Regions from separate parts of the Homo sapiens genome. Here region 1 is linked to region 2. The links are chromatin contacts, found by Hi-C or POLR2A ChIA-PET in ENCODE. All regions are on one chromosome and are shown on one strand. Each heading gives the region's core, a stretch centred on a gene start or an enhancer-like site at or near the end of the contact. The rest is flanking DNA. Distances are from core to core; before and after follow the strand shown. Region 1 has its middle 110 kb from the start of CCDC3. Region 2 has its middle 120 kb from the start of MIR548Q.

Region 1 (4,999 bases), core at 2,406-4,905, 43 kb after region 2:
ATATTTGCAGGCTCCCTGTAAGGAGACAAGGTCCAGCTCTGTCACCCAGGCTCAAGCACAATGGGGCAATCATGACTCACTGCAGTCTTGACCTTCTGGACTCAAGCGATTCCCCTGCCTCAGCCTCCCAAGTAGCTGGGACCGAGTCACGTGGTGCATGCCACCATGCCTGGCTAATTTTTGTATTTTTTGAATAATCAGGGTCTTGCTATGTTGCCCAGGCTGGTCCTGACCTCCTGGGCTCAAGCAATCTGCCCACCATGGCCTCTCAAAGTGCTGGGATTACAGGTATGAGCCACCACGCCTGGCCAGTCCTTCTCATTTTAAAGACTACCTTCTGGCTGGGCATGCTGGCTCATGCCTGTAATCCCAGCATTTTGGGAGGCCAAGGCAGGCGGATCACTTGAGATCAAGAGATTGAGACCATCCTGACCAACATGGTGAAACCCCGTCTCTACTAAAAATATAAAAAATTGGCCTGGCACGGTGGCTCACACCTGTAATCCCAGCACTTTGGGAGGCCGAGGTGGGCAGATCACGAGGTCAGGAGTTTGAGACCAGCCTGGACAACATGGTGAAACCCCGTCGCTACTAAAAATACAAAAATTAACTGGGCATGGTGGCAGGTGCCTGTAATCCCAGCTACTCAGGAGGCTGAGGCAGGAGAATCACTTGAAATCAGAAGGCAGAGGTTACAGTGAGCTGAGATGGTGCTATTGCACTCCAGCCTGGGCAACAGAGCAAGACTCCATCTCAAAAAAATAAATTAATTAATTTAAAAAACCCAAAAATTAGCCAGGTGTGGTGGGGTGCACCTGTAGTCCCAGCTACTTGGGAGGCTGAGGCAGGAGGATCACTTGAACCTGGGAGGCGGAGGTTGCAGCGAGCTGAGATTGCACCGTCCCGCTCCGGCCTGGCGACAGAGTGAGACTCCATCTCAAAAAGCAAGCAAACAAACAAACAAAACAAAAAGACTACTTTCTAAGAAGCACTTTCTCGACCATCCTATCTAAAATGGGTCTTCTCCCTTAGCTTCCACTCCCATGGCAGCATTTCTTCAGCCAGCACAATGTTGGTTTCACTGAAAGCAGTCGTTTGTAATGATAATGACTAGTACTAGTTCAAGTTCATTGTCTCTCTCCACCATTGGAGAGAGAGTTTGACTCTATGTTGGAAGGAGGTGTGCCTGTTGTGGCGATCCTTGTCAGCCAGAGCTAGCACAGTGCCTGGCACACCCTAGGTGCTCAATAAATATCTGTTGAAGAACTTAATGAGCTATCTCTGAGATATCATGGTTCAGAGTGGATTAATTGAAGCTCCAAGCATGGGCTGAGGCAGCCTTATTCCAGATCAAGCCCTTAGCCCAAGGCCAGAAATGGGTTTTTAAAGATGGCATAGGGAGCAATTATCAGGGAGTGTGGAGGCAAACAACATGGCAAATTTCCAAGCCCTGCCAGCCACTGGGCACCGTTTGCATTCATCACTGAGCACCATGGCATATGCAAGCTTGTTAGCAGGATCATGGGCCAGAGATGGATGGATCCACTCCAGCCTCCTGCTAAGCTCCTGAAACAAAAGATTTTTCTAAGTGTTTTGAGTTGTTCTCATGAGATGTCATGGCCAGCAAGCTGGAAAACTGTGTGGCTCTTTGCCAGTTGCCTGGTTTTAAATCTGGTCTTCCATGGAAAATGAAATTGAGAAAGAATTTAAGATTTCTAATTGGGATCTGTCCCCTGGAGGGGAGATGGCTATTTTTATGTTCCAACCCAACACACTGGAGAGATCTGGGAATGCAGCCTGTATCCAACTTCTTGTTTTTTTTAAGACTGAGTCTCTGTTGCCCAGGCTGGAGTGCAGTGGCATAATCTCGGCTCACTGCAACCTCCGCCTCCCGGGTTCAAGCGATTCTCATGCCTCAACGTCCCAAGTAGCTGGGATTACAGGCATGCTTTACCACACCCAGCTAGTTTTTGTATTTTTAGTACAGATGGGGTTTCTCCATGTTGGCCAGGCTGGTCTCAAACTCCTGACCTCAAGTGATTCACCAGCCTCGGCCTCCCAAAGTGCTGGGATTACAGGCATGAGCCACTGCGAGAGAGACTGGAATGAGAAGCTAAGCACTAGCTGTCCTCCAAAGAGGAAGCCAGAAGCATCATCCAGGTCTCAGCTTCTCAGCAAGGTTTATCCTCCAAATCTATTCAGAGATAGGAAGAAGGGAGTCAGTGGGTCCAGATAAGAAAGTAGGGCTGGGCATGGTGGCTCACACCTCTAATCCCAGCACGTTGGGAGGCCAAGGCAGGAGGGCCACTTGAACCCAGGAGTTCAAAATCAGCCGGAGCAACAAAGTGAGACCCCATCTGTACAAAAAGTAAAAAAATTAGCTGGGCCTGGTGGCCCATTGCTGTGGTCCCAGTCACTCATGTGGAGGAGGTGGGAGAATCACTTGAACCCAGGAGGTCGAGGCTGCAGTGAGCTGAGATTGTGCCACTGCACTCCAGCCTGGGCAACAGAGTGAGATCCTGTCAAAGGGAGGGGAGGGGAGGGGAGGATTCAGACATTTGTTATCTTGAAATAAGAGCCTCTTTCTATGCTGAAGAGTATTAATTTACGCATGTGAATTACCCAATAGGGAGGCATGAAGGCAAAGGAAAAACCTACACACGATTTCCATCACTGAAGAAGAGGGCAGAGTTCATGAGTTAAGAGAAATCGTGATGAATGCAGGGAGATGCTAGAATTTGTTTCTCTTTTGAAATATTGTATATGCCTCTTAGTGAGGGAAAAACTGTCTCTCCCTCACTAAATAGTGTGATAAAGGGCTAGAAGGATCTGCATGTATCAATCACAGTATTTTGGGAGAAAAGGAGGAGTTAAATGTTTGTAGCCCAAGGAAACAGAAAAGCCCCAAACCTCAATGATATTTGATTATTTAAGAGCTGGAAAACGATGTGTATGACACACCACTCAGGCTTGTTGGCATTTGGTGTCTGGCACCAAAATGGTCAGGGTGAGTTGAGGATCGGGCCCCTTCCTCAGAGATGTAGAACGGTTCTTTGTGAAATGCTGTCTGGTTACTTTCTGGGTGCTCTGATTTGTGGGTGATAATGTTCCCTTTTCCTGCCACCATCCAATCCTTGAAAGTCCCACTGTAAAAGGAAAATGAAAAAGAGACCAATGGCATGGGTTGAAAAAGTGCAGCTGCAACCGATGGGATTTTTAAAGCAGAAACAGGTTCTGTGTGATGCAAGTGAGCACTGTAGGAGAATCCTACCATTCTTTCATATGCTTCCTGAGCCGAAAGCTTTCCCACTCTTCACGTTCCCCACCCCAATCTGGGTCCCTGCTCTGTGCCAGGGGGGCCATCAGCCACAGTGTGGAGGTGAGGAAGGGCTGCGGGAGCCCTGGCCCTTGCTTGCTGGGGTTCAGGGTGGGATGGAAATTCTACACTGATGCCAGGACAAATATTCTACTCATCATCACTGATGCTCATGGTCAAAACAAGAAAAAATTGTGGAAAAAAAAATCATTTCTCTCAACATGATGTGTTGCTTTCCTCTCTGAAGTCCCCCCTGGTGAATAGTTCTTGGCATCAGGCATGCTGGGTGGATCTGAAAGGTCTGTGCCTCTGGGACACAGACAGGGCTACCTGGATGGACGCTGGGGAGGCCAGGCCAGCCCCTCCTTTCAGCTGATGCTTAGAAAAACTTTCCACGTGGCCTTGGGTTGGGTAACTCAGAGATCTGCAGCAGCCTGCTTCTTCCAAACTAAACACTCAGGTCTGAGTTGTTAAGTCCAACTAAAGTAATGGCCTTGGGGAACCCAAAGCAAAATCAAACTTACAAAGAAAACTGGTTTTAAACACAGGCTACAAACAACAGTGTGGGATTTAAGCAAAGCTACGCCTTGGAAGAGATCCATGCACTTGAGCAATTGTAAAAAATCAATGCCCTCCACCTATTTTCAGGGGCCATACTGGAAAGCAAGATAGATGTGAAGATGATAGTAGGATGGATGGGTGGGTGGGTAGACGGACGGACGGACGGACGGACGGACGGACAGATAGATAGATAGATAGATAGATAGATAGACAGACAGATAGATAGATTTTAAATTTACTCATGGAGAAACCAGTGCAGAGAAGCTAAGTCATCTCTAGGCATCACAGCGAAAGCACTTCCGAGGAAGAAGAATAAAAGTCAGCATTGTCCTTTAGCCTCTCACAGCAATGGCCTTCTCCTTATGAAACATTCTTTGTCACTGTAAATTTCCCCACTGAGCCCGGGTAGCCAGCAGAGAGGGTGCTATGACCTGCCTGTTTGGGTCCCCCTAAAATGCCCATGTTGAAGCTCTACCCTGCAATGTGATGGCATCAGAGGTAATTATGAAGGTAACTGAGTCATGAGATTGGAGCCCCACTTTGGGGTTAGTTCCCTTAGCAGAAGAGACAGGAGGCCAGGCACAGTGGCTCACGCCTGTATTCCCAGCACTTTGGGAGGCCGAGGTGGGCACATCACGAGGTCAAGAGATCGAGACCATCCTGGCCAACATGGTGAAACCCCATCTCTACTAAAAATACAAAAAAATTGGCTGGGCATGGTGGCAGGTGCCTGTAGTCCCAGCTACCTGAAAGGCTGAGGCAGGAGAATTGCTTGAACCCGGGAGGCAGAGGTTGCAGTGAGCCGAGATCGCAGCACTGCACGCCAACCTGGTGACAGAGTGAGACTGCTCAAAAAAAAAAAAAAAAAAAAAGAAGAGACAGAAGAGAAATTGGTTCTTCTCTCTCTCTGCTCTCTGTCATGTGAAAACACAACGAGAAGATGCCGTCTGCAAACCAGATCTTGGACTTCTAGGCTCCAGAACTAAGAGAAATCAGTGTTAGTTATTTAAGCCACCCAGTCTATGGTTATAGCAGCCTGAACTAACTAAAACAGAGGGGTATTTAAAGAAGGGGTTTGAGTTTGGATTAGAGTTGGCCTGCAGAGCCCTTAGAATTCCTTTT
Region 2 (5,484 bases), core at 159-2,658:
CATCCTGAGCAAACATAGTAAGACCCCATCTCTACAAAAAAATAATTTAAAAATTAGCCAGATGTGGTAGTGTGTGCCTGTCGTCCCAGCTACTCAGGGATCTGAGGTAGGGGAATCTCTTCAGCCCAGGAGGTCGAGGCTGCAGTGAGCTATGATCATACCACTGCACTCCAGCCTGGGCAACACGACGAGATCCTGTCTCTTAAAAACAAAGCAAAACAAACAAAACAAAAAAACACCTGGCCAGGTGCAGTGGCTCTCGCCTGTAATCCTGGCACTTTGGGAGGCAGAGGTGAGCAGATCACCTGAAGCCAGGAGTTCAAGACTAGCCTGGCCAACATGGTGAAACCCCGACTCTACTAAAAATACAAAAATCATTCAGGTGTGGTGTTTGGTGCCTGTAGTCCCAGCTACTCCAGAGGCTGAGGTAGGGGAATCTCTTGAGCCCAGGAGGTCAAGGGTACAGTGAGCTATAATCACACCACTGCACTCCAGCCTGGGCGAAAGAGCAAGACTCTGTCTCAAAAAAAAAATCTGAGGACCTCCTACGTGTCAGGCAGGCCCTGTCCTAGGCACTGAGGATGGATACGGCAGTGGGGAACACACACACCCATCCCCCACCTCACTTCAGGTCTTCCAGACCTTTTCTATATGTTGGAGCCGTAGACACCATTAGAAGAGCTGGACTTTTGCGACCACCATCCTGTACAAAGATTGTTTCTAGGTTGAAGAAGCTGTAAGTGAGCTTTCTACTTTCCAGAGGCAGGCAGTACCAAACAGCCTTTCCCAGACGGGGGACCCCATGAATCTCTCACCAGAGACCCCACACAGGCACCTGGGTTAGAGTGCATGGAAGAGTTCTGTGGAAACGCTGTCTGGGATCTAACACCACCAGACATTGTCCAGCCATGTCTCATCACAAGCCAGAAACTCCCCCTGCTCCTCAAGCTGTCCCTCCCCCACATCAGCCACAGAGGGGGAGACTGGAGAGACTGGGTGGTGGTCCCGGATGTGCCACTAGCGTGCTATGTGATCTTGCATAGTTCATTCCAACTTTGTCCTTCTGTGTCTCACTCATATAATGAGGGGTTTGACAACAAGATCCCTGAGGTACCTGCTTGCTCTTTAAAATTCTCTGGCACCCAGACACAGCCCAAGTTCCAGTGAAAACTGCACTGAGGTCCAAACCCCTGCTGCATTTTGCTCTTTGCCTGGAAAAGGGTGTTGCCGTGTCAGCCATACCCTGTTTACTTCCTGAGAAACATGGAGAAAAGTCTCCCTTGAATCTGTGAATTTCAGGTTTTTTCAGAGTTGGATCCCAGCCCGGAGCAGGGAAGAGCGTGAGGTAAAATTGTTCGAGTCGTCCAGAAATGCACATTTCCTGCAGTTTCTTTCCAAGTCTGGTGCTAAATGAACAAGCTCGAATGTGAACATGAACAAGGATGACTCAGGCGTAGAGAATGTTGGTAGCACGACACTGGCTGTAAATAATGGCAATGAAGGGACTTTTCTGACCCATTTGTTGACAAAAGATGGTAAGAGGTATTAATCTAGTTCAGGGATATCTAAACAGTTTTTGTTGTGCATCCTTATGATAAAATATTTTTGAACATTGTGCTCTGAATAGATGAATATTTATATTTCTGGAAATTATAGGCATATACTATACCTACTTATGAACATATAAAACATACACAAAGAAAGAAAATTAGAAGGACAAGACCAAGATAAAAGAAACTGTTCAGTAGAACAAAATGTTTATCTTTGTTACATTCATGTCATCTTGGGTTTTGTTATTTTTATGTTTTTGTTTGTTTGTTTCTTTGTTTTTTTGAGACAGACTCTTACTCTGTCGCGCAGGCTGAGTACAGCGGCGCAGTCTCGGCTCACTGCAACCTCCGCCTCCTGGGTTCAAGTGATTCTTCCACCTCAGCCTCCTGAGTAGTTGGGATTATAGGCAAGTTTTGTTATTTTTTTAATCGTGATTTAAGACTTTGTAATACAGCAATTTGAAAACCTGATTTCAAGTCTAGTTTACTTAAATTTTTTTTTTTTTAAGAGACGAGGTTGTTCTGTCACCCAGGCTGGAGTGTAGTGGTGCAATTATAGATCACTGTAGCCTCGAACTCCTGGGCTCAAGTGATTCTCCCATCTCAGCCTCCCTCATAACTGAGAATACAGTTGTGCATCGCCACACCAGCTACCTTCTTGGGTTTTGTGCTGTTGTAATGGAAAAAGTCATAACGCAAAAATACATATATCTAAATGAAAGAAGTCTATTTTGGAGGTGCTTTTCATTAGGGACATGAGCATATGCAAATTGGAAACTGACAAGGTTGAAGGTAGGGATTTCACAGGTGCTTCCTTCCTTCTCTCCCATCTCCTCCATCTCCTCCTCCTACCCTTCCTGCCAAGGATCTTTGTACCCCTCTAAATCGTGTTACATAAACAAGTAACTGTGACCCATGTTCAAACAGTTCCTCCAAAGACCCTATTTCTCTGTAACACAATGAGTTAATGTTTATATTTAACTCTTAATAAAGACCTAAATTTTTTGAAAACTCATAAATGAATGGAAAATATATACCAGTGTCTTTGTTTTGGTTAGGCAGTCTTAGGAGCTTGGAGCTTCAGACCGCTAGAGCCATGGTTCTCAAATTCTTGATGAATATGGCCCCTTTCCATGGAACACAGCATCTTAGTGATTGGAACTAACAAAAGACACTGCAAAAAGTTTTCAAAATGAATTATTAAAGTGCATCTGTATCTCTGTAATAATTGAGTAATAGTAATACATGCATGTGATATATTTCTGTGTTTCTTTCAATTTTTTTTTTAGAGATGGGGTCTTGCTATGTTGCCCAGGCTCGTCTTGAACTTCTGGACTCAAGCTATCTTCCTGCCTCTGTCTCCCAAGAGGCTGGGATTACAGGCACATGCCACTGTGTCTGGCTTGTATGTGATATATTTCATCAATCCTCAGATAAGACTTGGGATACTTAGGGATTAGGCAACCCTGGCAACCACTCCACAACCCTAGACCATAACCAAGATGCCTTGAAGACACTCCCCTAGTGGGAGGGAAAGGACTTAGGAATGAATATCCAGACCTCTTAGTGATTGTTTTGAAAACTCAAACCTATTACTTGGTGACCAACCTTATACTAACCTAAGAGCCATATGCTAAGGCAGGCATGGTGAAATTGTCAATCTTTTTCTAGCTCCAGTCTGCATGACGATTGATGCTTGTGACCTCCTAGGGCAAAAAGTGAAATGAGGAGAGAAAATGAAGAGATGCAGATAAAATGCTTACACAGTAAAAGACCCATCTGCGGGGTAACTGAGGCGCAAGGATGTCCGCTAGTGCAGTGCTTCTAAACTTAAACCTACATGGAAAATACCTGTGTATCTTGATAAAATGCAGATTATGACTCAACAGATCTGGGCTGGGGCCTGACATTCTGCATTTCTAGAAGCTCCCAGGAGATGCAGACGCTGCTAGTCCAAGACCATATGCCCTGAGTAAGGAGGCCCTATCCCGTGTGCATTCTCAACTGGGAGTCCAGTCTTCCTTGAGCCTGTCTCCTTTTGCTGACAGCAACCAACGGGTGTGAGATCTAAGCAGAGGCTGGCTTTGGTGAGCTACAGGGAGTAGCTAATGATCAGATTAGCTGCCCAGCCAGATAGCAGCACCTCAGTGTCACTTCCAGCCTAATGTCATGGCACCTTTGGGTTAAGTTTCTTTCAGTCTCATCCTCTCTGGGGACGGACGGAGCAGTCAAGCCAAGGAGGAGCGGTTCTCGTGGGTCCCACAGCGCCCCCCGCTGGCAGGAGGACACTCCAACGGGAGACCAGTCTTAGGGTAGAGGCGCAGCTGAGTTTCTGGCTGAAGATGAGGGCTGGAAGCAGGTGAAGCCAGGGAAGCAGCCCCTCGGCATGGGCTGTTGGCACCTAGCACGCCCACTGAGGCTCCTCATGGAACGGAAGTCCCTCTGTGACTGGAGCTACCAGTGTCACAGCTGTAGCAGGGACAAGCGGCTCAGGAGTGCCCAGTAGGGCTGGTTCCAGCAGAATCTGCACCTGTAAGGTAAGACCGGGTGGCCATTTCTTTCAGGCCACCATGGCTTCTCCCCATCATCTGGTTTGAGGAAATCTAATTTCTGTGATTCCAAGGTGATCTCCTGGCCCCTACTAACTTCTATTGTCTTAAAAAGACAGGCGGGCGCAGTGGCTCACACCTGTAATCCCAGCCCTTTGGGAGGCTGAGGTGGGCAGATCACTTGAGGTCAGGAGTTCGAGACCAGCCTGGCCAACATGGCGAAACCCCGTTTCTACTGAAAATACAAAAATTAGCTGGGTGTGGTGGCGGGCATCTATAATCCCAGCTACTTGGGAGGCTGAGGCAGGAGGATCACTTGAACCCAGGAGATGGAGGTTGCAGTGAGCCAGACCGCGCTGCTGCACTCCAGCCTGGGCAACAGAGCAAGACTCTGCCTCAAAAAAAAAAAAAAAAAGAGAGAGAAAGATGAGTCTATTCTCTGGCAGGGCCTCCCTTTAGTAGTGATCCCCTCCACTGCAGGGGGGAAGACTGTAGACATTAACCTTGGTTAGATCAGAGCAAGACACCCCCACACCCCAGAGACAAAGGGGTGTGAACCAGTCTTTCTTAGGGGAAATGAGATGGTTTTGAAAGTTTCCTAAAATAGCTGTGAATTAGCTTGTGATGCTCTTAAAAGCGTCCTCCCACAGATTCCCACGTGGAGCGAATGTGCTAGGGAATCATTTCAGGTTAATTTCCCTGTTCAGGAAGAACAGGTGTTCTCTTGTCCCCTTCTCACCCTGGCTGTTTGGCTACAAATCTAAATAGTGGAGTGGGAATGGGAGGGGCACGGCAGCAGGGACCGTGACAATTTTGCCCACCATCATCGTGTCCCCCACGTACAGGTCAGCATTGGGTAACTATTTTTTGGATGAATTACTGAGTCAGGGGATGGAATGGTGGCAGCGGCTCTTACCCGGCCGGCCTCTGCCAGTCCCAGATCATGGATGAAGACAGCTGATCCCCCCCAATGCCGCTCACCTCTGGGCACTTCTTTCCAAAGCCCAGGTGTGTGGGTGCTGGCTGTCCCAGCTGCAGCTCCTGTTCCCTTTGTCTAAGCTCTGCTCCCCTGCTGACCACTCAAGGCCTTAAACTTGAAAAGGTCTTGGTTCTGAGCTGAGCCTCCCATCCTAGCATTGAAGAGCCACAGTGGCTTCTGGGAAATGGCTGGAACCCACTTAGCACCACCGGGGACAGGATTCTGCCAGCCTGTCCTGGACCTTGCCTGAGCATCAGTGAAGCCCACCCCACACCAGGACAGACCAGTCTTGAGGTTTGGCCATGCCTGGCCACTAGCAGTCTTTATAACCGCTTCAAGGGGCAGAGTTCCAAGTCGATTTAATCAGAAAGACTTGCAGATGTTTCCTTTCAGCCGGCTGATTGTG

What was found. A loop is a pair of places that touch in the nucleus more often than their neighbours do. ChIA-PET counts read pairs that join two places held with the same protein, here RNA polymerase II (POLR2A). Pooled maps may share reads with other maps.
Region 1: a loop to region 2 is called in a map of ascending aorta, with 2.1 times the contacts of the local background. The contact joins two enhancer-like sites. A Hi-C loop is called at or near these places in 2 of 168 maps with a recorded cell type or tissue (ascending aorta and posterior vena cava), 1 of 37 single-sample maps with no recorded cell type and 2 of 50 pooled maps. POLR2A ChIA-PET finds 5 or more read pairs at or near these places in 4 of 52 experiments (K562, OCI-LY7, Panc1 and 1 more).

Annotation. Positions count from the first base shown.
Region 1 is chr10:12,884,987-12,889,985 of GRCh38, forward strand. No RefSeq gene overlaps it. Among named protein-coding and RNA genes, the nearest start is that of CCDC3, 110 kb to the right of the region's middle. Within about 2 kb of position 3,656, at least 4 of the 41 ENCODE cell types and tissues checked have a DNase peak (open chromatin) inside an H3K27ac peak, as active enhancers do; they include ascending aorta, where a contact is called at or near this core.
Region 2 is chr10:12,843,946-12,849,429 of GRCh38, forward strand. No RefSeq gene overlaps it. Among named protein-coding and RNA genes, the nearest start is that of MIR548Q, 120 kb to the left of the region's middle. RefSeq lists an enhancer at 5,212-5,484. Within about 2 kb of position 1,409, at least 14 of the 41 ENCODE cell types and tissues checked have a DNase peak (open chromatin) inside an H3K27ac peak, as active enhancers do; they include ascending aorta, where a contact is called at or near this core.